5 separate regions of the Homo sapiens genome follow, and regions 1, 2, 3 and 4 are each linked to region 5. The links are chromatin contacts, found by Hi-C in ENCODE. All regions are on one chromosome and are shown on one strand. Each heading gives the region's core, a stretch centred on a gene start or an enhancer-like site at or near the end of the contact. The rest is flanking DNA. Distances are from core to core; before and after follow the strand shown. Region 1 holds the start of EXOC4 (exocyst complex component 4). Region 2 holds the start of CNOT4 (CCR4-NOT transcription complex subunit 4). Region 3 holds the start of CHCHD3 (coiled-coil-helix-coiled-coil-helix domain containing 3). Region 4 holds the start of NUP205 (nucleoporin 205). Region 5 holds the start of AKR1B1 (aldo-keto reductase family 1 member B).

Region 1 (5,898 bases), core at 3,141-5,640, 1.2 Mb after region 5:
AGGCTGCCTCCTCTGACTTCCCACCAAACAAAAGGTTGGCAAAGGAAATCAACAGAAAAGTAGAAAAATTGTGTGTGTGCACGTGTGTGTGTGTGTGTGTGCGTGTGTGTAAACCATCCAAATTGTACATCAGCAGGTCAACAGAAAAGTAGGTGTGTGTCTGTGTGTGTGTAAAACTGTCCAAATCATACATCACACATCAGCACGTAATCAGGATTCTGTCCCCCCCGGTTAGTTCCATTTTAAAGGGCCAGTGGCAAGACTTAAAACCAAAAGCTGCAGTTGGCAGTAGCCTCCGACAAACTGAATCCCAACCACTATCTGTCCCCTCACCTAAGCCCCACCTCACAGGCCTAAGGGCCTCTTCTGTAAAGCCCTGGAAGTCCACCCTTTGAAACATCTGACTGCCCTGAAATATTTTTATTCGATAATTTTTAAATAATTAAGCATTTTTATTTGAGTCTCAAAGCACTTAAAAAATCATATAATACTTGCATTACAATTACACTATACTTCATCTTTATTTTTGGCTTTTAAATGCTTTAAAGTTTAAATACTTTATACTAGCAAAATAGAGTCGTTATTTAACTATTTAGTACAAGGGCTGGAAATAGCGATGAGATTCGGATATTCCCCATGCCTACACATACTCTGTCCTTAAGTCAAACCCTTATCCACCTGTAGTTTTTTGAATACAATATTAAAAATGACTAACAATAAATGCTACCCCAACTGTTAGGAAAAGCATTGAAAAAATACAAAATTTTATGATACATAATGTAGTACAGAAATTACATTTTTACACATCTGAGCAAGAGAATTAAAGGAGCATTTTTAATACTCACTATTCAAAAAAGAAAAACTACTACTCAGTGATACAAAAAGATATTTTTTAAAAAGCTAAACTGATCAAACTTTTCAAAAGACAGTAGACTCTCTAACTGTCGGTAATTTATTTTGTGACAAAATAAGTCCATGGAAACATGAAAGGAGCTAGCAGGTACCCGGTACATGTTAGGAATGCTCAGACCTTATAAACACGAGCCTAACATGGGTTTTCCTTTTTGTGGCTTGTTGCCAAAGCAACCAGGAAAACTATAGCCTTTGGGAGAGAATTTGAAAACAACGTTAAAGATAGGAGGAGATAATCAAAGTTTTATATGAGGAATTAAGAAAAAATGAATGCAGACCAGGCGCGGTGGCTCACGCCTGTAATCCCAGCACTTTGGGAGGCCAAGGCGGGTGGATCACAAGGTCAGGAGATCAAAACCATCCTGGCTAACATGGTGAAACCCTGCCTCTACTAAAAATACAAAACATTAGTCGGGTATGGTGGCGCATGCCTGTAGTCCCAGCTACTCGGGAGGTTGAGGCAGGAGAATGGTGTGAACCCGGAAGGCGGAGCTTGCAGTGAGCCAAGATTGCGCCACTGCACTCCAGCCTGGGCGACAGAGAGAGACTCCAGGACTACGTCTCAAAAAAAAAAAAAGGAATAATGAATACAATGTTGCAAGAAGGGAAACACAAAGGACATAAATTGAACAGAAATACAAGAAGCAACTTCCAAGTGACAGCACAATTTACTAACAAGAAACATACATTCCTGGTTCTCTTACCCGCAGGACTCTCCCCCCATTCCCCATCCCAAACACCAAAGTAATACTTCCATTGTCCTCTCATTCACTACCACTGTTTATAAAATTTAAACCACTGGGTATGTTCAAAAGCATATTAGGAAGGAAATAACAGGAAGTTATAGCTACCAACATCCTCACTCCAACACCAAAATCTCCCTGTGACTCAAAGAAATGTTGAAATACAAACACCAACACCATTCGGTCTTAAGGTCATATATAACAATGCATCCCAAGCCTTAATAAACTTGCCCAGGATACTAGGTCTAGACATTCCCTTACACCATGCTTGTAAAAACTATATCACAAAAGTGTTATGCAGTGATCTGAGGTGGTCAAGGATAAAGTAGAAAAATGAGGGCTGGGCACGGTGGTTCATGCCTGTAATCCCAGCATTTTGGGAGGCCAAGGCAGGCAGACAACAAGGTCAAGCGATCGAGACCATCCTGGCCAATATGGTGAAACCCTGTATCTACCAAAAATACAAAAATTAGGTGGGTGTGGTGGCGCACGCCTATAATCCCAGCTATGCGGGAAGCTGAAGCAGAAGAATCACTTGAACCTGGGAGGCGGAGGTTGCAGTGAGCCGAGATCGCGCCACTGCACTCCAGCCTGGGGACAGAGCAAGACTCTGTCTCAAAAAAAAAGAAAAGAAAAGAAAAGAAAAGCAATATAATGCACAACAGAGATCAAAGTAAAAAATACCTAGGCCTAAATCACAGTGATAAAATGAAGGTCATATATTAATAAACTGGCATAAGAGATGGATGGATAACCACAAAATCTTAGCCATCAAGCAGTAGGGGGTTCCTCCTGGAGAATATTAAGGAATGGTCAAGCAAAGGCAATGTATGTTCTGAATTAGCATTAGTAAAAAAAGCTTTAGGTTGGCTTTCATGCTGTTTTCAAAAATATGACATTTAGAGTAAATTCAACTGGCCCTGAGGAAAATACAAATAGCATAAAAGAAATGGGAACAGCCTGGAGAATCAAAAGTACACAGATGAGATGACACATTTCACTTTCATTAGAAACAGCCACTCCTCCTGGATTTCCATAACATTTCATGTCTCTCTCGTAGTCTTATGTCATCATTTTTACTGACATGTTTTATCCCCCAGGTAAACTATACTCTCCTCAAGGGTAACACTGTGCCTGCTTCATCTTTGCAAAACTCAGGGCATTTACTCATTAAGTCAACAAATATTATTCAATATGTAATACGTGCCAGACGCCATACTGTCAACTGGCACTAAATACCTATTGTTTAAATAAATGTTGACTATAAGGTAGAAAAAACAAACAAGTTCAAAAAAGGATCCAAATAATGTCCTGGTATTCTAATTCCACAGGAAATTCAGATGGGAAACAACAAACATTCTTATTGGAATTTTAGTATCATGAGATACATCTACACTACCTGCGTATTGTCACAGCGAGAATGTGGGCCTATAGATTCACAATACAACAGCACTTCCTCTGTATGGCCTACCAAGTATATTAAGCATTTCCACACAGAGATGTTTTTCTCTTAAGCCCAAAAGAAAATTAAAGTAATGATTTAATAGGCCATAATCTTAAAGCCTCCTAAATAAGACCCATAAGATGTGTCTTTGTCAGTGAGTGGTAAGCTGTTCTAATGGTTTGATACATGCATTCATTGAAGTGCTTAGTACCTACCAGATAATGTTGGGCCCTGGGTTTTGAAAAGATGATCAATACATTCCAGAAAACTTGCAAGAACTCAAACAAAAGTTTAGTATAGGTGGGGAAAAATAGAGTGTTTGTTTATGAAAAATAAACGAGTTGAAATTCAAATGCCAACAACGTAAAAAACGTGCCATAATAAATTTTATTTAGATTGGTTTTAGTCAGTACCTGCATCATATCCAAGATTCTTGAAAGGGTTCCCCCATCCTCAATATATTTCGCTTTTTTAAAAAAAAGCTCCTAAAAGATCCACCGCTCCCACTCCACCCCCACCCTAATCTTCTGGGAGGTGCAGAGGGGCAGTGCATGGAGGATAATTTGAAATTGGTTTGGTTCTGTTTTTTAAGGAATGGACCAGAATGCGGAGGCAGGGCAAAAAATTGAAAACCGATGTGTGCCTTCAAACCCAGTCCTCCTACCAGCTCACTGCAGATTCTTGTATTTGTGGCTGTGGCCACGCACAGGTGGTTGAAAGTATCCAGAGTGTGAAAACACAAATCTGCAACTCGTGACAGGAATCTCCGGACTCCAAGGCCTTACACCCCAAAGTCCAGGAAACAAGACGCCTTTCTCAGTGAGTGCTGCTACAGGCAAACAATAAACAAGCATTTTAGGAATCAATAAACACACCTTTACACCTGGTTTTCTCTACCAAACCCAAATAGCGTGCTTTGGGGTCCCGAGACTGTAATAGAAGGTGCTGCCCCTAAAGAAAAGACTGAGGCGGGGCTCCTCTCTCTATAGCTAACCCCAGAAAAAAAAGGTGGAGGGGGAATTGCTGGGGCCCTGGGGAGGGGTTAGAGCCCTGGGGAGGGGCTGCGGGAGGCAAGGAGGAAAGGGGAGAGCAGGGTGGGACCCAGCTAACCCTTCTCCCTTCCAAAGCGGAGGTCGAGCCGCTGCCCCCAGTCCCCAGACCCTGCCTCCTGCCTCCCTCACCTGATCACAGAGATGAGCAGCCCCGAGGGGTCTTTGCTTTTGCTGACTGTGCTTCTGTATTTCCCACCAGCTGCTTCTGCCGCCATCTTGGACGCGGGGAGAGCCGCTAGGCTCCAAGGAAGCCAAGGGTGCGTAAATTCTGTATTTGACCCCGCAGGAGTCTCCACCAATGGGTGAAGAGAATTCCAGAGGCGCGGAAGTGGAAAATCCAATCACTGAAGTGAGGAGGCGGGACTAAGGGAGCAAGTTTTGAGGCCACGACGCGCGTGTTCTCTCTAAGCACTCTGGGAGTCGTAGTTTTCCTTCTCCGTCTCCTGGGCGCGCAGGAAAGCTAAACCAGCTGCAACTTCCTAAGTCTTGTAATGAGTGTCTTCATTTATCTTTATTCTGACTTCCAGCTTTTTTCAGTTTCCTTGCTTTTAGAATTTTGTCAGGCTTTAAATCAAATTTATCTGATGATGCCAAAATGTGTTAGGGTTTGTATTTAAATGAAAGAGGGGTTCTCTGCCGGATGTCTATGTGCGAAGTTTTTGCCTTAAGTGCAAGTGATTTTTTAAAAAATCCAATAAAATACGAAAATGAATATAAGCAGAAATGCTTTTCTTTAGTATTCTGTAAAACTAATGTTTCTACATTAGGTTTATGTGGAGTTCAATTTTTCCCAATGTTCCTATATTTCCAGATAGTTCTAAAACCACACGTACAGGAATAAATGAATATTGATGAAGAAAAGACAGTATAAGCTAAAAACAAACAGACCACACTGCAGATTCCTTTTTTTTTTTTTTCAAGCTAAATGAAATACTTAGTAGTAATGCACATTTGTGTTAATACTTTTACCGGTAAGTTTTTAGTATTTCCTGCATTTGGTTCCGTTGGCTTAGTCATTAATTCATAAGACCAAATGAACAAAACAAAACAAAAAAGACCAGAATGTGCGTGGAAAGTGGTTAGACTGAGGAACAAGAATAATAATAATTTAAAAGTAAGGAAGGAGGTGGCCTGCTCAGTAGCAATAAAGATTGAAGAACTTAAAGGAATAGAAAGCAAACTAACTCAGAGGTCATGGAGTTGTGAGCAGCAAGCTCAGAACACATCAATTACTTTTATTAAATAGACATCGAGCTGGTAGAAGTTCACATTTTTAAAAATTAGTTGAAGATAACACACACACACACACACACACGATAACTTAAAAGTATTCATAACCTTTGGCCCAATAATTCCAGTTCTAGGGACTTTGTTCCTAAAGAAATATAGAGTATTGACATTTTTTAAATAACACAGAAGAATTAAATAAATTATGTAACATTCAAATGAGGAAATAACATATAGCTTCTGGAAATCATAATTTTAATGGCTTTTAAAGAAAATAAGATTTTTGGGCCAAGTGTGATGGCTCACACCTGTAATCCCAACACTTTTTGAGAGGCAGAGCCGAGCAGACCACTTGAGGCCAGGAGTTTAAGACAAGCCTGGCCAACATGGTGAAACTCCGTCTCTACTAAAAATGCAAAAGTTAGCCGGACCGTGGTGGTGTGTGCCTGTAATCCCAGCTGCTTGGGAGGCTGAGGCATGAGAATTGCTTGAACCTAGAAGGCGGAGGCTGCAGTGAGCC
Region 2 (5,887 bases), core at 2,562-5,061, 1.1 Mb before region 5:
TCACCATAGTCCATATACACCTTCTGGTGAGGCTTTTTTTGTTTTGTTTTTGTTTTTGTTTTGAGATGAGGTCTCACTCTGTCACCCAGGCTGGAGTGCAGTGGCACAATCTTGGCTCACTGCAGCCCCAACCTCCCAGGCTCAAGCGATCCTCCCACCTCAGCCCCCCTGAGTAGTTGGGACAATAGATGTGTGCCACCACGCCCGGCTTATTTTTTGTATTTTTGGTGGGTTTTGGCAGGTTGCCTAGGCTGGTTTTGGCAGGTTTGGCAGGTTGCCTAGGCTGGTCTCGAACTCCTCGGCTCAAGTCAGCTTGCCTCTGCCTCCCAAAGTGCTGGGATTACAGGCATGAGTCACCATGCCTGGCCATGGTGAGGTTTGTTTGTTTTTTGAGACAGAGTTTCGGTCTTGTTGTCCAGGCTGGAGTGCAGTGGCGTGATCTTGGCTCACTGCAACCTCCACCTCCTGGGTTCAAGCAATTCTCCTGCCTCAGCTTCCTGAGTAGCTGGGATTACAGGCACCTGCCACCACACTTGGCTAATTTTTTTGGTATTTTTAGTAGAGACGGGGTTTCACCATGTTGGCCAGGTTGGTCTTGAACCCCTGACCTCAGGTGATCCACCCGCCTTGGCCTCCCAGAGTGCTGGGATTACAGGTGTGAGCTATCGTGCCCAGCCTGTGGTGAGTGTTTTTTTTAACCACCTCCTGTCTCTGCATATTCTCCACTCTCAACCTGGTAAAGACTACCCTCCTCTCCCCACCAATCTAAATTAGGCTCCCCTCTTAAACTTTCTCATAACATCCTTTATACATCTTCTTAGTACTCATGACCAATTGTAATCATATATATGAAATTCTGTTTATATGCTTGTAGTTATTTATTTATATGATTATTTAATCTCTGCTTTTTCTACTAGGCATTATGCTCTATGAGGACAGGGACCATGTTTTGCTGACCATTGTTTTGCTATACCACCAGCATTGAGCACAATGCCTAAAGGCAAAATAGATTTGTTAAGTGAATAGATAGGTTCCACACTTAGGAATCATTAGGTAAGCAAAGTAATACAACTGAATGTTTTTTGTTTTGTTTTGTTTTGTTTTGAGACAGAGTCTCACTCTGTTGCCCAGGCTGGAGGACAATGACATGATCATGGCTTACTGCGGCCTCAACTTCCAAGCCCAAGTGATCCTCCCACCTGAGCCTCCCAAGTAGCTGGAACCACAGGCAGGCACCACCATACCCAGCTGTTTTTCAAATTTTATCTTTGTAGAGACAGAGTCTCCCTAGGTTGCCCAGGCTAGCCTTGAACTTCTAGCCTCAAACAGTTCTCCCGCCCCAGCCTCCCAAAGTCCTAGGATTACAGGCATGAGTCACCACACCTGGCCAAATTTAATGTTAACTTTTAAAATTATATGAGAATGAAGTGTTACATACATAAGTCTATATGATAGTATATATATACACATATGCATACATAAACATATGAAAACTGGCAATGTAGTATAGTAAAAGGAGTACTGGCCTGAGATGGTAGTGACTCTTACAATTGGTGACCTAGGAACTGTCACCTCCTTACTGTCAGTCTCAATACAGGGGTGGCATTGCCCCCTAGTGTTGGATATTTTATTTATAAGTGCTAGCAAACCATGACTTGACTGTATTTCTAGAATGGTCATGCTGAGCATTTATATATTGAAATACAATTTTATTATAAAATATTTTCTTCATATCATTTATATTATAAATAGCACATCATTTTGATTTCAGATGAAATCATGTATATAGGTAGTTTATATACCTATGAATTTCATTTTAGGCTAACAAAGAGCATATTATAAAAACATTTATTAAAAAAAGGAATGTTGGGTAAGATAAGGTTGCCACTGGATTAGGTGATGCTTAAGATCCCTTCCAGTTTTTACTGTGATGATTCTAATCTTTCATAATGGGAAGGCTTCTTTTTATTTTGTTCTTTTCATTACTTTGTTTATATACTACTATAGAATCAGTAATATATACAAGAACAATAAACACATTTTTAAATAAAAATGTCAACCATATTGAATGTTTAGGCATTTAATTACCTAAAGGGAAATCCAAATAATTTCCCAAGTTTCCTTGCTAGGTAATCATTTCATGATTCTATAATTTCAAACTTTGGGTAAAATGTGACTTCACTACATATTTTAATTTTTACCCAAGTAACTGTTGTCTCTAGGTTTATAGTGAGGAAACTGAAACACAGAAAACCAATGTACCAAAAGAATGAGGCCGGGTGCCCTGGCTCACGTCTGTAATCCCAGTACTTTGGGAGGCCGAGGCAGGCAGATTACCTGAGGTCAGGAGTTCGAGACCAGGCTGACCAACATGGTGAAACCCTGTCTCTACTAAAAATATAAAAATTAGCCTGGCGTGGTGGCACGTGCCTGTAATCCCAGCTACTCGGGAGGCTGAGGCAGGAGAATCACTTGAATCCGGCAGGCGGAGGTCGCAGTGAGCCGAGATCGCGCCACTGCACTCCAGCCTGGGTGACAGAGCTAGACTCCGTCTCAAAAAAAAAAAAAAAGAAAAAACAATGAATTGAGGGCTTATTATGAAATTAAGTTCGTAAATTTAAAACTGCAACCTCTTTCCCTACTCCCCTTCCCTGCTTTAAGTTTTTAAAATCGGTTATGACATACTATGCATTTTAATCACGTATTTTTAAAATAATGCCTCTTCTCTCCTCTTCCTCATCCCAACACATCACTAGAATAGGGACAGGGAATTTTTTCTATTTTGCTCACCATTGTATTCTCAATATATAGAAGAGTACCCGGCAGCTAGGAGGAGCTCATTGAGTATTTGCTGTATGAGTGGGTGAAGAATACATGCAATAAGCAAAAGTTACTGCTTCGAGCGCCACTTCCACCAGAGTTCTGGGATGCAAACGGGGCGACCAGTACATTGACTGACTTTTGTGACTGATGATTCCTCAGTGCTCGTAGGGATTGTGGCTGCATTTATTGTTCTTGGGGATGTGCCGATGTGTGTAGTTTGTAAACTTGCACACAGCTGTGCTGGCTGGACACCGAACTAACACTAATTTGCACCGAGGTCCGCAAATTCTCAAATTCACACCAACAGAAGCACGTTATTGTAAGTGCACGGGTGTTCCGTTCTCTTGGGTAATCTGCACAGAACAATTTAGTGTATGTCTTCACTGGTGATTTTACAGTGAAGAAGGGATCAAGGGTGGTGGCCCCAAATGCGCAAGGACAGGGAAATGAATTAAACAGGCGCCTGTTTCCTCCTTGTTCGCAAACAGACGCCAAGTCTGTATCAAATTCTCACCCTGGATCAAATCCCGCGCTCTTCGTACCCACAACCTGCCTCCACCTCCACCCCGCCCCCTTTAGATATCCCTGGTGGGCGGGGCAGAGAATAAACATTCCGGGCTCCCCGAAAAACTGTTTAGCCTCGCCCCAGTCTTGGGGTAGCACATTTCCGCAAACACCGAGGACACGGAATCACTAGTGAAAACCGCCGACCAAATGACATTGAAGCAGCACACGCGTGCAGAGAAGGAAGCAAAACACGAAGAAAGGCATCAGTCCAGCAGCCACGTGAGGTGGGCGATCCCCTCCGCCCTCTGAGAGAGGACTTCAACTCCCGGCGTGCCCCTGGGAGGTTACCCTCCGAGGACTTCAACTCCCAGGGTGCTGCGGGAGCGGCCACCGCAACCTCCCACTCAGCCGCCCGCCGCTCCTCCCGCCCCTCCCCCGCCCCTCCTGGCCGGATCAGCGTGCGCCTGCGCACGGGAGGCCGGAGGAGTCTTACCCTAATGTAAGATGGTGGCCCGTCTGGCTGTGGAACCCACCGAAAGCTGAGAGTCTCTCTCTCAGCCGTAAAGGTCGGACTCGCTGAAGCAATCAGGCCCGGTTCTGAAGAGTTTTTTCCCCGACGCTCGTTCGGTGGTTTCTTGTGAGGACGCGGCAGCCCGTGGAGTCGGCTGAGGGAAAAGCGAGGCAAGGCAGGCGGGTGAGTCTATGCGGGGCTGGGCTTAGGGGAAACCCGGGGCTGACCGGCTACGAGAGAGCGGAGGCTTCGCTGGGACTGTACAGGCCGCACCCCCCTTTCTCCCCACCCCCCGCCTCATCTTCACCCTCCTCCTCCTTGGTCTTCTTCCTCCTCCTCCTCTTCCTCCCTCTCCCCTTTACGCCACAGCAGTTACCATAAGGAAAAGGGAGCGGGTCAGAAGGCAGCGCGGCGGCAAGCAGCGACTCTCCTTCGAGAATTTCTTTAATTGGGGAGCCGAGGCGGCTTTTGGTCTCCAGCTTTTCCCCCTGCATTTTCACCGGGGCAGGATTCTTAGGTCTCAGCCCTCCTTGTTTCCCCAATCCCCTGTTCCCTGTCTGACGTCCTTTCCCTCTGGCCCCCGTCTCCCAAGACCAAAGCCATCACTTCCACTCTGATCCGTGTTGGCTGCTGCTGCTCATTAATCCCACTGCTCATTGCCCACTCGTCCTGCTGCTTGTTTTTTTGCTCCACTGCTACCACTCTGGAGTTAGCCTTTGCCCCCCTCTGGTGCTTGCAATCAGCCCACAGTGTATCTGCCACACTAGAGCTGCTTCCGATTTGCAGTCTTTCCTTCCACCACATCTGTCATCTTAAAGCTGCCCCTTAAGTATCTAGATTATGCTCCTCCTGCTAACCCACCTGTTTCTCAGCCTTCTTGAGAATTGTCCGTTCCTTCCCTCTTTCCTGTACAGATCCTTTCAATATACACTTCCAGAAAAAGGGAAGCCCCGTGGTGGCCCTTGAAAAGTAAAAGGAAGTTGGGAAGTGAATGAAGTGAGGTAGGATACTATTAAACGTTATGAGTGAAGATCTTTTATTCAGGCTACTCCGGAGAGGACCGTTTTCGTTTTGCTTTCTGTGATCTATTTGTCGCTTATTCGCTCTGTTGTGTTAGGACTTGGCTTTTTTTCTTTTTTTTCGTTTTGGACCGGTTTTATCATGCTACTAAGCGTTCTTTGGATTGCCTCTCCCCAGGACACTTAGTGTGGGCCCTGATTTATACCAATAAATATTAACCCCAGCATTACAAAATAAGATAAATCTGGCGCACATACAGAATTCATCTGTGAACTCCGCTAGCAAATATAAGTGATATTTTGATTACATGTGGGTTATGTGTGGGTTCTGTATTGAGGCTTGATTTTTGACTGAGTTTTATTGATGTTCAGCTTAATTGATGACATTTTATTTATGATTTGAGTGGAAATTTCCTCTCCAGTTAATATCAGATTTTCTTCTTATTTTTGGATTTGGGAAGTTCTCTTGACATTTCTAGGATGATAGTTATCAGAATAAATTGTCTTGTCTTGAAAATCCATTAGTTATGTATGCAAAAGAAAAATCGACATTTTTATATAAACCTAAGTTCCTCGTATTTTTCTCATAGAAAAGAAGGGGGCTGGGAAAAGAATGACAAAGCTGTGCACATACATGCATTTGGTGGAACTCACTGTCATTGTTATCTACAGTAAAAAGCAGAAAACTGGAAGCAAGAGGTGGCTTATGATGTCCATGTTTTGGTGAAAGCAAAATTAAGATGTACTGACTAATGGTAAAATGGGAAGAAGCAGCCCTGGCTATAATCAGACCACTGTGAGATAAAGAATTACCAGAAAAGCAACCAAGATTACATAGTTCAAATACATACATCCCAAGTTTAAACATGACTTACATGACATTGTATTCTTAAGATATATGTAAAAATGTTTAAAATCAGTGACAGTCTCATGTGGCAGTCCATTACTGGGTTATTGTAATTTTTACAAATTTTACCTGTAAAATTTGGAATCTTAACATTTGGCATTATGTTCACTTGATTGTGAT
Region 3 (5,417 bases), core at 2,735-5,234, 1.4 Mb after region 5:
GAATAGAGGTAGTTTTACTTCTTCCTTTCCAGTCTGGATGCCTTTTATTTTTCTTGCAGTTTCTTATTCCACCTATCTTTAGTTTGCCATGATTCTTCATGGTACAGACTCAGTGTTATAACTTCTCTTCTTGCTATCTTTTTGTATGCTCTGAATTTTCAAGTTTAAATTTGAGAAAGTGAATACAGAGATACAGAAAACGGAGAAAAACATGGAGAATCTGAGTAGCTGAAGTATTAGCTATTATTTTTCTTAGGGCAAAGCTTTGCATTCTAGCTCATAGGTGTCTGGCTAGTAAATGCTGCCTTTGGATTAGATGACTATTAATAAGCTGTAGCCAGAAAGAAAGGGAGGCCACAAGTTCTGGGTAGCTCAAGAAGGGATTGTATAGGCATGACTGGCCTAGAAATTGACATGGATAGAACAGTATTGTTAGAGAAGGCATTTTGTTTTAAAGAATACATTGAATTTTTTTTAAACTCAGAAGGCATCTTTGTAATGTTGGTTAAAATGCATTAGGATGTCTAAAACATTTTTGGATTGTCTGTTTGATTAGACCACTTATATGTGTTTGAATCATAAAACATGAAGGCACTCCACTACCTTCTCATGCTTGGCATTCATCATCTTTAATATATTTGGTTGAAAGAACTCTACTTAATATTCTAACTGGAGATATATATATATATATTTAAGACAACTAGTGGTTTCTTCATCTCTCTATTCTCTCCAAGGAACGCTTTCTTTGTACTTGGTTATTTTCGTAAGTGCTTGTTGAGCATGTGTGTTATATAGAACCTCCGATATGCCCTATATATTGGGGTAATAAGTGAGAGTGTGTTTGTGGAGGGGAGGGTCCCCAAAAAATGAAAGTCATAATTCCTTGGAGCTTTAGTTCCCAGTAGAAGAAAGAGTTAGGCTGGGCATGGTGGCTCATGCCTGTAATCCCAGCACTTTGGGAGGCTAAGGCAGAAAGGTTGCTTGAGCTCAGGAGTTTGAGACCAGCCTGGGCAGCATAGTGAGACCACAGCTAGGTGTGGTGGCACACACCTGTAGTCACAGCTACTGGGGAGGCTGAACTGGGAGGGATTGCTTGAACCTGGGAGGTTGGGGCTGCAGTGAGTCGTGATTGGGCCACTGCATTCTAGCCTAGGCAACAAAGCAAGACCCTCTCTCTCTCAAAAAAAAAAAAAGAAAAAAGAAGGAAACTTGAGAACAAGTACAAAGTAGCACGTAGTCTCATAACTGCAAAGTAACATAGTACAATTTTAAAAGAATATAATGATGAGATGTAATCAACACTCTGCTACTGACCAGGGATATAGAGATTAAAAAGACATAGTTTCTGCTCTAAAGATTCATACAGTAAGGTTGGGAGCGGTGGCTCACGCCTATAATCCCAGCACTTTGGGAGGCTGAGGTGGGAGGATCATGAGGTCAGGAGATGGAGACCATCCTGGCCAACATGGTGAAACCCCATCTCTACTAAAAATACAAAAAAATTAGCTGGGTGTGGTGACACGCACCTGTAGTCCCAGCTACTCCGGAGGCTGAGGCAGGAGAATTGCTTGAACCTGGGAGGCGGAGGTTGCAGTGAGCCAAGATTGCGCCACTGAACTCCAGCCTGGCGACAGAGCGAGACTCTGTCTCAGAAAAATAAAAGATACATACAGTAATAGATCAGCACATAATTGGATTCATACAGTAATAGATCAGCACATAATTGAAGCTCAAAAATGCGACTGCATTGTAGATGCCTTTGGCATAAGAGAATGCCATGGTGTGTTGTGGCCTGCTGCTTTTAATGTTGAGAGGGATTAATTGAAGAATAGTACCATCATTAACCTAATTTCTATTGAGAATCATCTGCCTCTGTAAAACTAAGGTCATATGGCTAAACTTATGTGTAACAGTGTGTTTAGCAAAAAAGAAATATGTAGATGAATAACCTAATAACTATGTACTGGTCTCGTAGAGGTGAAATGTTGAACTATTAATAGGAACTTTCCACAATAGATCATCTCAACTTTTCTGATGTAGTTTTAATTCCTCCACTAATTTATGCCATCTTTGGCAATCACTTAACTTTTCTCTGCCTAACCCTATTATGGCCTAACTTATGTAACTGAACTAGTAGTAGAAGGAGACACAAAAGTGGAAAGTAAATTCTCTACATACTTGGTGCAAATAATTTATTCTATGAAGAAATGTATTTTCTCATAGACAGGTTTGAAAACCATAGTACTTAAAATTTTACTTTACAAAAAGAAAAAAATACAGATACTAGTTCATGAGACAAGAGACATGGACCAAACACACGTTTACGTTTTTTATTTTTTTATTTTATGGCTACTACTAAAATGCCACCATTCATGTACTGCATAACAGTGTTTCAGTCAAAGAAGAACCTCATTTCTGGCAGTGGAATCATAAGATTATAATGGAGCTGGAAAATTCCTGTCTCCTAGTATTTACTATACTATGCTTTTTATCTTTAGGTTAAAGTGCATTCTTTCTACCTATATAAAAAAGTTAACTGTAAAACAGCCTCAGGCAGGTCCTTCAGGAGGTGTTACAGAAGGTGCTGTTATCATAGGAGATAGCTCCATACGTGTTATTGCCTCTGAAGACCTTTCAGTGGGACAAGATGTGAAGGTGGAAGACAGTGATATTGATGATCCTGACCCCGTGTAGGTCTAGGCTAATGTGTGTGTGTTTGTCTTAATTTTTAACAAAAATGTTTAAAAAGTAAAAAGTAAATAATTTCAAAAATAGAAAAAGCTTATAGACTAAGTATATAAAGAAAGAAATATTTTTGTACAGCTATATAGTGTGTTTGTGTTTTAAGCTAAGTGTTATTAAAGAGTCAAAAAGTCACAAAAAAAGAAGTTTATAAGTTTAAAAAGTTACAGTAAGCTAAGGTCAATTTATTCTTGAAGAATGAAAATATATGAAAATAAATTTAGTGTTGCCTAAGTGCACAGTGTTGATAAAAGGTACAGTACTGCATAGTTGCGTCCCAGGCCTTCACATTCAACTCCCCACTCACTCACTGACTCACTCAGGGCAACTTCCAGTCCTGTAAGCTCCATTCATGGTAAGTGCCCTATAGAAGCATACCATTTTTTATCTTTGATTTTTTTTTTAATGGAATGCTTCAGAAATTCATGTGTCAACCTTGCTCAGGGGCTGTGCTAATCTCTGTATTGTTCAAATTGTCCTAGATGTGTTGCCAAAGCAATCACTTTTACACTGTTTTTGCTGTAGCTTTTCTATGTTTACATATATTTGTACACACAAATACCACTGTGTTACAATTGCCTACAGTATTTAGTACAGTGACATGCTGTACATCTTTGCAGCCTGGGAGCAATAGGTTACACCAAGTAGCCCAGGTGTGTAGTAGGCTACACCATCTGGGTTTGTGTAAGTACACTCTATGATGTTTGCACAACCACAGATATCACAGGGTCACCTAACGAGGCATTTCTCAGAAGTAGTCTTCATTAAGCTACCCTACGACTGTAATGAAACGCTAAGTTTTGAGCCAGGAATTTGTGTATAGAACACTAGGAATGGCTTCATTAGTATCATGCATCTTTTTCATTAAACTGTGAGTCCCTTTGAGAGAAAGATTGTGTCTCTGAACTTAGTGGCCTAAATTTCTAGAATTATGTCTTCAAAAAGTTGCCCAGTTAGGCGTCTCTGGGGAGTCAAAACCACAACTCCCAGAATGCCGTGCTCCCTTAGCGCGCTCAGGCGCGGGGAGAGAATGTCCCATCACCCACCGCGCCAGATCGAGACCACAGTTCCCACTACACCCAGGGACTCCGCGGAAAGCTATCAAACACCACCTGTTGCCATAGCATCCGGGTCGGGTGAACCAATCCGGGCGCCCTCGCCGAACAGAGGCGGGCAGTTCGCATCGCCGACCAACCTGAGGCGTTTTTGTTGTGGCGCGTGACCGGAGGAGGCGGGAGCTCAGGACCGGCGCCTTCTCCTTGCTTCTGGGGGTCGTGGCCTTGCTCCCGCTGTGCGGGAAAAGAATCCAGGCCCTTCCACGCGCGTGTGGGTGCGGGGGCCCCGAAGTGCTCGTGGTTCCCCGCTAGGTCTCCGCTGGGGCAGGAACCGGAATCATGGGTGGGACCACCAGCACCCGCCGGGTCACCTTCGAGGCGGACGAGAATGAGAACATCACCGTGGTGAAGGGCATCCGGGTGAGTGCCCGTGGACGGGCGGAGGGCCAGTGGTTGGACTCGGACCCCAAGGCCCCATCTTCTCCGGACCCGCTCAGCCTGGGTTTCTCCCGTCCTGGACCCTAGCGTATTAAGGCCAGAAGCCCAGGTGTCTGGGAAGAAGCCTAGAGTTTCAAGACGTGGGACATTCATTCAGAGATAGTTCCTGGTTGTGCCAAGTGCTAGGCACTGCTGGGGCGGGCGGGGAATGCCAGGTTGAATTATACCCTGCAAGGGCTCACAGTCTACTCGTAACTGTACTGCTCCCTTGTTGCAGGACCGTATTTGAAACCCATACCTCGGTGTACTTGTCTGTGAAATGGTTTTCCTGGGTTCAGGACCCAAACCCTGCTTTTCCACTGTGCACACCCTGTCTCCCAGGGTGAATTGGCATTTTAAGGATTGCCTTTGCTTTGTGTCATTTAGTGCTCTCCCTCTGATAACACCCCCTCCTCCCACCCACTCCCCACACCCTGTCATCCTCCCTCCCAGCCCCACAGTCTTTTCTGACCTGCCTGGGGCGGCTTCTGGCTTCTCCCTGCTTCACTTTCACTTGATATCTCCTCTTTCCCAGGCGCCTCCTCTGTGACCTGCTGCGCCGAAGTTTTGGATTAGGCCCAGTTGCTTCAGGACTAGTGTCTGCCAGTCTGATAGGGGCTGAGATGGGTTTGCAGTTTTTCATACCAGTAGAAGTAATGTAGTCATTTCTGACCAACGTTGTAGAGCACTTTTTTTTTAATGCCCTTTGCATGCACCTGATACATAAACTGAAAACCTGGTTTTTCTCTAGGGTGTCAGTATACCAGCACTAACTTCATTAACACACTCTCCGCTGCGCCTGAATTTGGAGCCTCACATTTTTGGACGTATGATGCCTGAACCTAGTAAATAAAGCAATTTTGACTTCAGAAAGTTTTATAATAATTTATATATTTTTTTCTGTTATCAACCAGCGTAAATAAATTACATTTGTAAATTATTTTTAACAGTTGTTACCAGGAAATAAAACTTCTTAAATATTTAAAATGTTTAAAAACTTTTTCTTCTGAAACTGTTACCTTGAGAATAATTTATTAAACTTTTCTTCATAGAAACTCAGACTGTCGAACTCAGTTTTTGGTCTGTGACCAGTATTTCTTTATATCATGCTAATTAATGGTAGTACTACATTTTGTAATAAAA
Region 4 (5,555 bases), core at 2,457-4,956, 1.1 Mb before region 5:
TATGTTGGCTCCTATTTTCTCTGTGACTAGAAGTCTGAGGGTTTAGTTAGTTGCAGGTTAAAGATTTGAAGAGTGTAGAAAGGTCTGAAGTAGTCACTGCTGTGAATGGACGAGGTGACCAGACTATCACAGAAGGACTGCCAAGCAGTGTTAATAGTTGCTTATTCACAAGTCTGTGAGTGTACTCAGCCAGGTTGATACAGGTCACAAGACTAGTTAAGTTATACAGCTGAAATACAAGCATAGGTTTTTTTGTTTGTTTTTTGTTTGTTTGTTTTTAAGACAGAGTCTCGCTCTGTTGCCTAGGCTGGAGTGCAGTGGTATGATCTCGGCTCACTGCAACCTCCTCCTCCTGGGTTCAAGCAATTCTCCTGCCTCAGCCTCCCGAGTAGCTGGGATTACAGACACCTGCCATCATGCCAGGCTAATTTTTGTATTTTTGTAGAGACAGGGTTTCACCATGTTGGCCAGGCTGGTCTCGAACTCCTGACTTCAGGTGATCTGCCCACTTCAGCCTCCCAAAGTGCTGGGATTACAGGCATAAGCCACCACACCTGGCCAACCATAGGTCTTAGAACTCTACAATCTCTGTATTTTTTCCTTACAACTCCAAGATGTTTGATTTTTTAAAACTGTAATTTAAAGGAAGCACATAACATAGAATGCAATCTCAACAAATTTTAAGTGTACAGTTCAGCAGTGTTCAGTGTATTCACATTGTGCAACAGATCTTCACAGCTTTTTTCATCTTGCAAAACAGAAACTCTATGCCCCCTAAACAACTCCCCACTTTCCCCTTTCCCAGCCCCTGGCAACCACCATTCTACTTTCTGTTTCTATGAGTATGACTACTTCAGATACCTCATATAAGTGGAATCATGTAGTATTTGTGTCTTGTGACTGGCTTATTTCACTTAGTATGTCCTCAAGTTTCATCCACGTTGTTTTATGTGACAGGATTTCCTTCCTTTTTAAGGCTGCATAAGGATACTATATATATGCATGTATACGTTATGTTATGTATATGCATGTATATGTATTATGCATATTGCATGTATATGACACATTTCCTTTACCCACTCAACCCAACATTCATTCCTTGATGGAAAAAGAGTTCCTTCCCTAAGACGTTTAGTTTTTTAAAAAACCAGCTCCTGACTCTTGGCTTTTAAAAATGTTTCCTATGTTGCCAATTAAACACTCCTGACACAAGGCTTTATTATACAATGTACACTCTTTGCTGCTGTTGGCAACTCCTTTTCCCTCCAATGATTTGTTTAATAATTATAATAGCTTAGGGCGAGTATGTACTAAAGGAATGTATATAGGCCAGGCACAGTGGCTCACGCCTGTAATCCCAGCACTTTGGGATGCCGAGGTAGGCGGATCACCTGAGGTCAGGAGTTTGAGACCAGTCTGGCCAACATGGTGAAACCCCGTCTCTACTAAAAATACAAAAAAAATTGGCCAGGCGCAGTGGCTCACACCTGTAATCCCAGCACTTTGGGAGGCTGAAGGGAGTGAATCACGGGGTCAGGAGCTCGAGACCAGCCTGGCCAATATGGTGAAACCCCTTCTCTACTACAAATACAAAAAATTAGCTGGGTGTAGTGGCGGGCGCCTGTAATCCCAGCCCCTCGGGAGGCTGAGGCAGGGGAATCGCTTGAACCCAGGAGGCGGACGTTGCAGTGAGCCAAGATCGTGCCACTGCACTCCAGCCCGGGCAACAGAGTGAGACTCCATCTCAAAAAAAAATTAGCCAGGCTAGCCAAGCATGGTGGCGGGCGCCTGTAATCCCAGTTACTTCAGAGGCTGAGGCAGGAGAGTTGCTCCAACCCAGGAGGTGGAGGCTGCAGTGAGCCGAGATCACGCCACTGCACTCCAGCCTGGGTGGACAGGATGAGACTCCATCTCAAAAAAAGAAAAAAAAAAAAAAGGAAAATAAATGTGTATACCTTGCGTACTGGCTCACACCTGTAAACCTACCACTTTGGGAGGCCGAGGCAGAAAGATCGCTTGAGGACAGCAGTTCGAGATCAGCCTAGCCAACATGGAGAAACCCCACCTCTACTAAAAATACAAAAATTAGCCCAGCGTGGTGGCACATGCCTGTAATCCCAGCTACTCAGGAGGCTGAGGCAGGAGAATTGCTTCAACCTGGGAGGCAGAGGTTGCAGCGAGCCAGGATCGCGGATCGCATCACTGCACTCCCGCCTGGGAGACAGAGCAAGACTCCATCTCAAAAAGAAAAATTAAAAAATAAAATAAAATAGAGAAATGTATTATATACAACCACACGTTAAGCATATCTAATTGGGAAGGAAGGACCGCAATATTAAGCATGTAACTTCATTACTAACCTTCTAATATATACGTCTAATATCATAAAATGAATTAGGTTGTGCTTAAGCAGTAGCACTAAGTAGTTTAAGCACCTAAGACTGACTTAGATCATTAGATGTTTAACTCTGGGGACATTACGTAACTATTTGAAGCCTCTATTTCCAAATCTGTAAAACGGAGTATGTAACAGTAACTACTCCAAAGGTGTATAAACGGGAACTGAATGAGATAAGCACGATAATAAGTGCAATGCTGGGATATAGTATGTGTTCAGTAAACATAGCCTTCATTATAATTTATCATAGCTTTTCTGAAATGATTTGATTTACAAAACAGATTTAGACAACTTTTCAAGAATATCAGTCCTGTGGAAAATAGAACCAATACTTTAAAAAAGAGTCCTTTTAAGTGAGATTCTCACAAGCATTTACCACACAGATATACTCTTAATCTTGCCCGCGAACTTCAGAGCATCTCAATCGAGGCATTAACATTCTAGGCACCAAATTATTTTTCCGGACTGCTCTGACCATGAAGGACTTTCTGCATCCTTGCCCCGCCTACTATGCGACAGCAGTGTACCCCAGGAAATATGACAATCAAAATGCACTCACTCATTCAAACACCACTGGAGGGCGGTACGGCCCGAATTGAGAATCACCGAAAGAGGATCCACCCCAAATCTTCCAGAGTTCCTTTACTACCTTCTAGATTCAATTCCACCCCGAAAATCTACAGCTCCAAAGGTACAAGAACATCCAGGGCCTAACCACATCCGCAGGGTTAGAAGACGTCTGCTGAAGCCCCGCCACCCTCTTCCTGACCACCTTTCAGATGGCCGACTTCATAATAGGGAGTATTCGCTGCCTGCAAGATCTCCCACCCTATAAGGAACTCCGACGCCTACTTTCAGCCTCTGCTCATGGCTGGAAAATATCTCGGGTCCTCTGGCTTCACTGTGGAAGACCTGATGCGTATTCCAGCGAAATCGGGACCACAGACGCACAGTGAAACTTGGGGGTGAGGGGGACCAGACTCAGCCCTGGGCTGTGAGAGATTACACACCTGGGTCCAGCGGCCCAAGCCTCACTGCCTGGAATCTCAAACCCCAACTCGAGGGCTGGAGCCGCAGCACCGACGCGCGCCATTCAAACTGGGGAGGGGTGGGACTCTAGGCCCAGAATTAGGGAAAAGCAGGCACCGCACATAAGTGGGGTCCTAGACTCCGAGAAACCTCACGGTCTCGTCTCTCCATGAAGACCTGGTTATCGCTCAGCTCAATCGTCTTTCTGTCTGGCCACACTTACCCGAATTTACCGCCAAAGGCGTCGCCATCTTAGAGGCGCACTAACAGAGCCCTTCTGCCGCATGGAGGCCCCGGGAAAGGGTGAGGCTGACCTGAGCGAAGCCTGAACAAAAAGGCACCACACTGTCCCCTCCACGCTGGGCCGTCCCAGGCGTACAAAAGGCTCCAGAATCTGCTCTGGGTCACAAACATCAATTTTCATTGGGATTATTCCCATTCAAATAAGGCGAGGGCAACCACTTCAGAGACACGAGGTCCTCGATCCGACGTTCATCGTGTAGTGCATCCTGGGACTTGTAGTTTCTAATGATGAGTTGGTTAAGTGGAGAGGAAAAAGTAAAGTGGAATAGAAAAAGATATTCTGAGAGTAGTTATTAAAATGACGCCCATTTATGACATTATAAAAGCCGTAAATTCAAATCATTATCTCCGCTTCAAGTTAAATCTTCCTTACAGTGGGGAGTGAAGTAAGGTATGAAGTGTCTACACCTCAAAAAGCCACTGACCGGTTACAAACTAAGTTTCCGTGACATTTCAGTTTACCAAATATATTCTGTCAACATAGTTGCGTAGAGCGAAACAAATCATAATTTTTAATTATAAAATTTTCAAACGGATACAAAATTAGAATAGCAAACACTCAGCATCAATAACGTGGCCAATTTCCCACCACGGCAGCCCCAACCCACCCTTACCACCCCAACACCCTCCCCTCCCCACCCCCCGCCCCCGATTAGTTTGAAACAGATTCCAGACATATCGTTTCATAATCACCAAGTATTTTTCTACCTGAGCACCCAAAGTAGCTGAACTCTTTCTTCAGCTGTTAAATTTTAGTTTGCTGATTTTCAAACTAAAATGTAAATAATCATTGCTATTTACAGCTATGTATTAAGAAAAATTTTATAGCCATTATCTCATTTAATCCCTGCAAACCATTCTATTGGGAAAATGATATGATTATAACTATTTATGTCAGAGACGCTCCATGTGCCTTACAATCTCATTGTATTAACTCTCCATCATTCCCATTTCACTGTTGGAAATCAGAATCAAATAATTTAGACAAAAGCATAGAGTATGTTAAGAATATCCAGAACTGGCAGGGCGCAGTGGCTTATGCCTGTAATCCCAGCACTTTGGGAGGCCAAGGCAGGCGATCACTTAAGGTCAAGTGTTTGAGACCAGCCTGGCCAGGAAGGTGAAACCCCGTCTCTACTAAAAATACAAAAATTAGCCAGGCATGGCGGCACGCACCTGTAACCCCAGCTGTTCGGAAGGCTGAGGCAGGAGAATCCCTTGAACCCGGGAGGTGGAGGTTGCAGTGAGCTGAGATCATACCACTGCACTCCAGCCTAGGCAACAGAGTGAGTGAGACTCCATTTAAAAAAAAAAAGAATATCCAGAACAGAACATTTATTCTTTTGAACAAATAATATCAAGTGACACAATGTACATTAGGTTTGAAACACAAAAATCACTGGTGATTTTTTCTAAAAGTCATTGATATATAGAGACAAATGCCAAACTACGATTAAAGTGGTTTTAAGGAGTGAAGTGGGGAAGAGAGAAAGTAAACGCAAAGGAATTTTTCAAGAAGTTTATCATGAAACTGAGAAGAATACTGAGCAGGAACTTGACAGGAAGCGGCATTCAAAGATTTCTCTCTCAGCACAGCTATTACAAGCCTTTCCCTCTCCACATGCACTTTTTAAGCCCACACGCTTCCCTCTCAGTAGATAACTTTGCTTTCTATAAAGTAACTCTTTAAATTCCAGCAACTCCTCTTCACCTGTCATTACACTTTACAAGCATTCTCTCACAGGCTTCTTCAATTCGTAGCAATTGGGATATTGCCATCATAAGCCCCTCTAAAACTGCGCTTGGTATGTTTACCAGTTATCAG
Region 5 (5,318 bases), core at 1,731-4,230:
CTGGCTGGGCTCTACCACCAGATCTGGTTAAAGGATTATAGGTAGAAGTGATGTGTGCCACTTCCAGGACTGAGCAATTGATTGCTCATTTGAGACTCTTAGGTTCTCTTTTGCCTTCCTAAGCCAAACCCTGAAACCTTGGGTTGGGACAGCAGGGAAACAATGTGGTGGGACCTCCATAGCTTGAGTCCCTGAGTGACAATGTGAACAGAGCCTACTGTCACCCTCAGCTCCACCAGCTTGTGTTGGACATGTAGCATATAACCTTTGTTTGTTTATAGAAGCTTTATTGATGTATAATTTACGTACCATATGATTTACCTTTTTAAATATGCAATTGGGTGGTTTTTTTGTATATTCAAACTTGTACCAGATCTCGCAGGGCCTTGAATGCCAGGCTCAAGAGTTTAGGTTTTATCCTATGGGAATTGGACAGTTCATAAGAAGTTGTCTTTTAATTCAAAATGTGTTCATTAAGGAAATAATCTGACAAAGAGTATTCCCCATTTCCTTCTGTCTTCTTCCTAAATTTCCTAAATGTTATAGGTTGTATTTTCCTTCTTAGCATCATTCCATAGCTATATGACTTTGTTTTCTACTTTCACCTTAACATTACCTCATATACATTTTTCTCTGTGTCTTTGTCATCTTTACTTTTGATGGCTACACCTTATCTCTTGCTATTGTTGGATATTTACAGTTTTACTTTAAGTATACAGCATTTTAAAAATACATACGCATATGTGTATATCTGTGTGCAGGCCTGGGACTAAGGGAAGGCAAGTGCCAAGGACATAAATGTAAAAAAGCTCCTACCTTCTGGCATGAAAATTTGTACCTGTGTACCTCATTTGTCTTACCTTGGTCCCAGCCCAGCCCTATACCTAGTGTGTGTGTGTGTGTGTGTGTGTGTGTGTGTGTGTGTGTGTGTGTGTGTTTTCCTTTTAAATTATTTCCTTAGGAAAAATTCCCATGATGGGAGATTACTGGTTCAGAGCATGTTAAGATTCCAATTACTAGAGTGTTTCTCAGGAGGATTCCATTGAAGGTTTTTTTCCCTTTTTCAAACAAAATTTTGATATGTATACTTATCAAAAGATGGGAGATCAAAAATCTTGAGATCAAAAATTTTGGTATGTGTACATTTTACAAAGATTACAGAGGCAATGGGGGATGTTAGGGGGCTATCACAATAGCATGTCCCAACTAGAGTGCTATTGTTGCTATAGAAATTCCACTGATACAACTTTTCATGTCTGCATGGCCCAGCCAAAATATTCTGGGTTTATTTATTTATTTTACAGACAGGGTCTTGCTATGTTGTCCAGGCTGGTCTCTAACTCCTGGGCTCAAGCAGTCATCCCACCTCAGCCTCCTGAGAAGCTGAGACTACAGGTATCACTCCAGCTTTAGACACAGTTATAACTTCATGCAATCAAGCTGTATACTCAATTATTATCAAACCAACAACAAAGCCTCTGATATTGAGTCCATGTCCCTAACAGACGACCCTTCTGTGTGTACCAACCTGGCCACTCAAGGTGTATCATTTTCACAAGAGATTAGCTCTTTGGATTTGGACCCAGGAGGTTCAATTGGCAGAGCAACCTCCAAGTCAAGAGGACTCTCATGGAGGAAGGAACTTGCTGTTTTACACAAAGCAAGTTCCCAGCTTTAGGCTCAAGTTCAAATTCTATTACTTGGGGACAAATGAATTTGCCCAATAGCAACAATTTTTACAAAAGTTACATGGAAAAATATCTGGGCTAGTCTGTTCTGTATAAATTTTTCCAGGAGGGAGCACTTTTAAAGAAAGCACCAAATGGAAAATCACCGGCATGGAGTTTAGAGAGACCTGGTGCTTGAGTCACTACCAGGCAGATGGAGTTCCCAATCTTGCATAATTAGGGGAAAGATCGGAGGGTGATGGAGCAGAAAGAGCAGTTGGGGTGAGGTAGAGTATCATGAAGAGAGGTTGTTGGAAAGAAACCAAAATTGTCTTCAAGGATCTTCAAGTGACTTTTCTTAGGCTATCTTGGAAAAATGTGTGTTTCTACCTGCCAATTAGGGTGATCAATTTACTATTTTGTACCTTCTAATTTGAAATACTGGAAGCTACAATATTAGAGTCAACTTTTTCTTCTGTGGTTTTCTGTCTGTTCACTTTTCTTCCTCTAGAGAGTTTTGATAAGTTACTGTACTGGAACTTACTGCTTTGATAGAGTCTCACTTTCCAAAGACTGATGAAATTTGTCTTACTGATTCTGAATGGACAGCCTTACTTTCCAAATTCTTCTGAGAGTTCTGGATCAAGCCCATCAAGGCTTTCTAACCTCAAGAACATCAAAGGATGCTGGCTTTTGGTGGAAGGCTTGCTGAACCACACCTAGTATGCACAGACACAGCTAACACCTAGAGTGGGGTGCAAAGAGAGATCTAGAAGGCTACAAAAAGTCTGGGCAAACCCATATTTTGTGAAGGTGCTTTGCAAAAGGATTGCAAGCCATTTTTCTGGCATGCACCTTTGTCTAAGAACAAAGTGCGGTAAACTATATGTGTAGTCAGTATGATTCACATAGATTAAGGACAAGGTATTCGTCAGATTCCCAAAGAGCATCAAACTGGGGTTGGACAACAAAGGCATTCTTCTGGGCTCTTAATGAAACCAAAACTTATTTCTAGTCTATGTATTTATGGGATGCCTGTTATTTTCGCTAAAGCATTCGCTTTCCCACCAGATACAGCAGCTGAGGAACTCCTTTCTGCCACGCGGGGCGCGGGCGAGCGTTGGGGGCGGAAAGAATCCGCTGCCACTAGGACCAGGCGGAAGAAGCATCCCCGCCGACCCTTGGGGAAGGCCGCCGCGGCACCCCCAGCGCAACCAATCAGAAGGCTCCTTCGCGCAGCGGCGCGCCAACCGCAGGCGCCCTTTCTGCCGACCTCACGGGCTATTTAAAGGTACGCGCCGCGGCCAAGGCCGCACCGTACTGGGCGGGGGTCTGGGGAGCGCAGCAGCCATGGCAAGCCGTCTCCTGCTCAACAACGGCGCCAAGATGCCCATCCTGGGGTTGGGTACCTGGAAGGTAGGTGCTCGTGGGGGCGCGGGCCCGGGGCTCGCCTCACACTCTCCGCGCGGCCTGTATTGGCGAGGGACCCCGAGTGACCCTGAGCAGCTCGCCCCGCGGACGCCCGGCGTGCTGGGAGCCACGCGCGGGCTTGCAGGGTCCCCAGCGGGCTGGGGTCGGCCTTGCAGAGACCGGGGGCCTTGGCTCCCCGGGTTGGCCCTGGGCGTCAGGGCAGCATCCTGCGAGTGGGGTTTGGGAGCAGCTCACGGGAGCCCCCGCCCTACCGCGGGCAACCCTTGATGGGCGGCCCACCAGTCCGCATTTTGGGTCCTAGCGGGCGCCCCAAGCGGCACAACGCGAGAGGGAGGCGGGGAAAGTGGGCTTCACAGACCGGTGGACCTCGGGCGCAGACAGGGACGTGGAGCCGTCGGCAAGGTGTGGGAGCGCAGACCCAGCCTCCTTTCCCTCGAGGCACCTGTAGCCCGGTTGCCTCACTTGTAAATAGTTGGTCTCAATCGTTTCGATTCTTGCCCTCCCTGAGGAATAAGCATCTCAAGCCGGTAGAGGGCAGAGAATTAGGTGGCGCGAGTTTGCCCGGACCCAGCTGTTAACAAGGCGCAGTGCGGAGCTCCTCGGCCAGGCGCCGCCTCGGGGTGCCCTGGGTCTGGAACTCGGGAGAAAAATCTGGGCACCCCGTAGCTAGTTGATAATTCAGGAGGCGCCAAGGTTAGCATTTTCCCTGTAAAACCTCAACACCACACAGCGTCCCCGAGAAGTGCCTAGCCGGATGAGAATGACAATAGGACATGAAACATCATAGGATATGAAAAATGATAATATGATATGAAAAACCAAAAATAATAGCCTGAGCCTGATTATCTGAAAATTGAGCAACAAAGGTGGTGGTATGGGAGCTGAGGCAAAACCTAGAATTTTTAACCTTCTAAGTATTGCATATTATATTCCACAGCCATAACCTGGGTTTCTCAGTTTCTGTTTTTGTTGTTTGCTTGTTTGTTTGTGACAGGGTCTCGTTGCCCAAGCTGGGGTGCAGTGGCACAATCATGGTTCATTGCAGCCTGGAACTCCTGGGCTCAAGTGATCCTCCTGCCTCAGCACTGCGGGTAGCTGGGACTACAGGCGCTCACCACCACACCTGGCTAATCTTTTTTCTTCCCCGCAGAGACAGTCTCCGCTTGTTGCTTAGGGTGATCTCCAATTCCTGGGCTCAAAGCGCTCCTCCCACCTCGCCTCCCAAAGCTACAGGTGTGAACCATCTGGCAGGCCCACGTCCCAGGTTTTTCTCTTAAAATTTGAATATGGGCCTGGGCGTTGGATATTTACACACAGACAAGGGAAGAAAACAACAGAAAGAACTGAGTGAACTGTGAGATGTTTGAAATAGGACAGAAGAGTTTACATGTACCCTAAAACCTGCTGTTGAAAATTAGTAAATATAAGGTAAGAAAAAGGTCATTTGCATCAGGGAGAGTGTTTCTTGGCCAGAATGATCAGGGTACGTGATTTGTTTCCTCCAAAAACTCCAGTGGTGTCTCTAAGGTTGTAATTGAATTACAACCATGACACCAAGCTAATTTCCATCTGTTGCATGTTATGCTCTTGGAATGGATGCAGAAGGATGCTTTCTTGGCAATAGCAAATACTTTCTAAGCATGATGCAACGCACAGATATATACATGTAACTGGAATAAAAATTACTTAACAGTACTTAACCTATGTAGGCTGCATTTCAATATTTTTTTCTATTCCATTTTTCCAAAAATTATTGTCATACCTCCAGAAGCTAGTTTTGTGACCCATCATTTGAAAATCACTACTCTAGGGTAAATAAGGAGTAAAAGTTTATTTTTTTTTTTTTGAGACAGGGGCTCAGTGTCACCCAGGCTGGAGTGCAGTGGCATGATCATGATTCACTGTAGCCTTAACCTCTTGGGCTCAAGTGGTCCTCATACCTCAGCCTCCCAAGTAGCTGGGACCACAGGTGTGTGCCACCACACTCGGGTAGTTTGTTTTTAATTTTTTGTAGAGACAGGTTTCCCTATGTTGTCCAGGCTGAGGAGTAAAAGTTTATGAAAGAGGGTTTCAGATTATTCACTTGAGCACTCAATGCCCCAAAAAGCTATGTATTTGTTTAAGATAACATCACATCATAACATCTGTACATTTAGGTTATGCATTCCAGTAGACAGAGTTCATTGAGAAATTGGATAATGTCTGCTTCATTCATTACTA

The links. A loop is a pair of places that touch in the nucleus more often than their neighbours do. Pooled maps may share reads with other maps.
Region 1: a loop to region 5 is called in a map of B cell, with 31 times the contacts of the local background. The contact joins the promoter of EXOC4 here to the promoter of AKR1B1 in region 5. A Hi-C loop is called at or near these places in 5 of 168 maps with a recorded cell type or tissue (B cell, CD8-positive, alpha-beta T cell, ascending aorta and 1 more), 2 of 37 single-sample maps with no recorded cell type and 17 of 50 pooled maps.
Region 2: a map of B cell shows a loop between it and region 5 (27-fold over the local background). The contact joins the promoter of CNOT4 here to the promoter of AKR1B1 in region 5. A Hi-C loop is called at or near these places in 7 of 168 maps with a recorded cell type or tissue (B cell, CD4-positive, alpha-beta memory T cell, CD8-positive, alpha-beta T cell and 3 more), 1 of 37 single-sample maps with no recorded cell type and 14 of 50 pooled maps.
Region 3: a map of B cell shows a loop between it and region 5 (34-fold over the local background). The contact joins the promoter of CHCHD3 here to the promoter of AKR1B1 in region 5. A Hi-C loop is called at or near these places in 4 of 168 maps with a recorded cell type or tissue (B cell, CD4-positive, alpha-beta T cell and naive thymus-derived CD4-positive, alpha-beta T cell) and 11 of 50 pooled maps.
Region 4: a loop to region 5 is called in a map of B cell, with 17 times the contacts of the local background. The contact joins the promoter of NUP205 here to the promoter of AKR1B1 in region 5. A Hi-C loop is called at or near these places in 5 of 168 maps with a recorded cell type or tissue (B cell, CD4-positive, alpha-beta T cell, CD8-positive, alpha-beta T cell and 1 more), 1 of 37 single-sample maps with no recorded cell type and 11 of 50 pooled maps.

The regions. Positions count from the first base shown.
Region 1 is chr7:133,251,570-133,257,467 of GRCh38, reverse strand. EXOC4 (exocyst complex component 4) reads right to left here and starts at 4,390. Exons shown (of 18, transcript NM_021807.4): 1 at 4,281-4,390. The coding sequence starts at 4,366. RefSeq lists enhancers at 4,304-4,363, 4,574-4,623.
Region 2 is chr7:135,508,026-135,513,912 of GRCh38, reverse strand. It overlaps CNOT4 (CCR4-NOT transcription complex subunit 4), which reads left to right and starts at 3,811. Exons shown (of 12, transcript NM_001190850.2): 1 at 3,811-4,024. RefSeq lists enhancers at 3,116-3,285, 3,436-3,555, 2,931-3,835, 3,866-4,065, 3,836-4,741 and a silencer at 3,626-3,865.
Region 3 is chr7:133,080,657-133,086,073 of GRCh38, reverse strand. CHCHD3 (coiled-coil-helix-coiled-coil-helix domain containing 3) reads left to right here and starts at 3,984. Exons shown (of 8, transcript NM_017812.4): 1 at 3,984-4,217. The coding sequence starts at 4,137. It also overlaps the pseudogene RNU6-92P. RefSeq lists enhancers at 3,702-3,811, 4,022-4,201, 3,617-4,251.
Region 4 is chr7:135,556,068-135,561,622 of GRCh38, reverse strand. It overlaps NUP205 (nucleoporin 205), which reads right to left and starts at 3,706. Exons shown (of 43, transcript NM_015135.3): 1 at 3,651-3,706. The coding sequence starts at 3,678. RefSeq lists enhancers at 2,996-3,115, 3,186-3,245, 3,306-3,355, 3,736-3,865.
Region 5 is chr7:134,456,762-134,462,079 of GRCh38, reverse strand. AKR1B1 (aldo-keto reductase family 1 member B) reads left to right here and starts at 2,980. Exons shown (of 10, transcript NM_001628.4): 1 at 2,980-3,083. The coding sequence starts at 3,018. RefSeq lists a silencer at 3,181-3,370.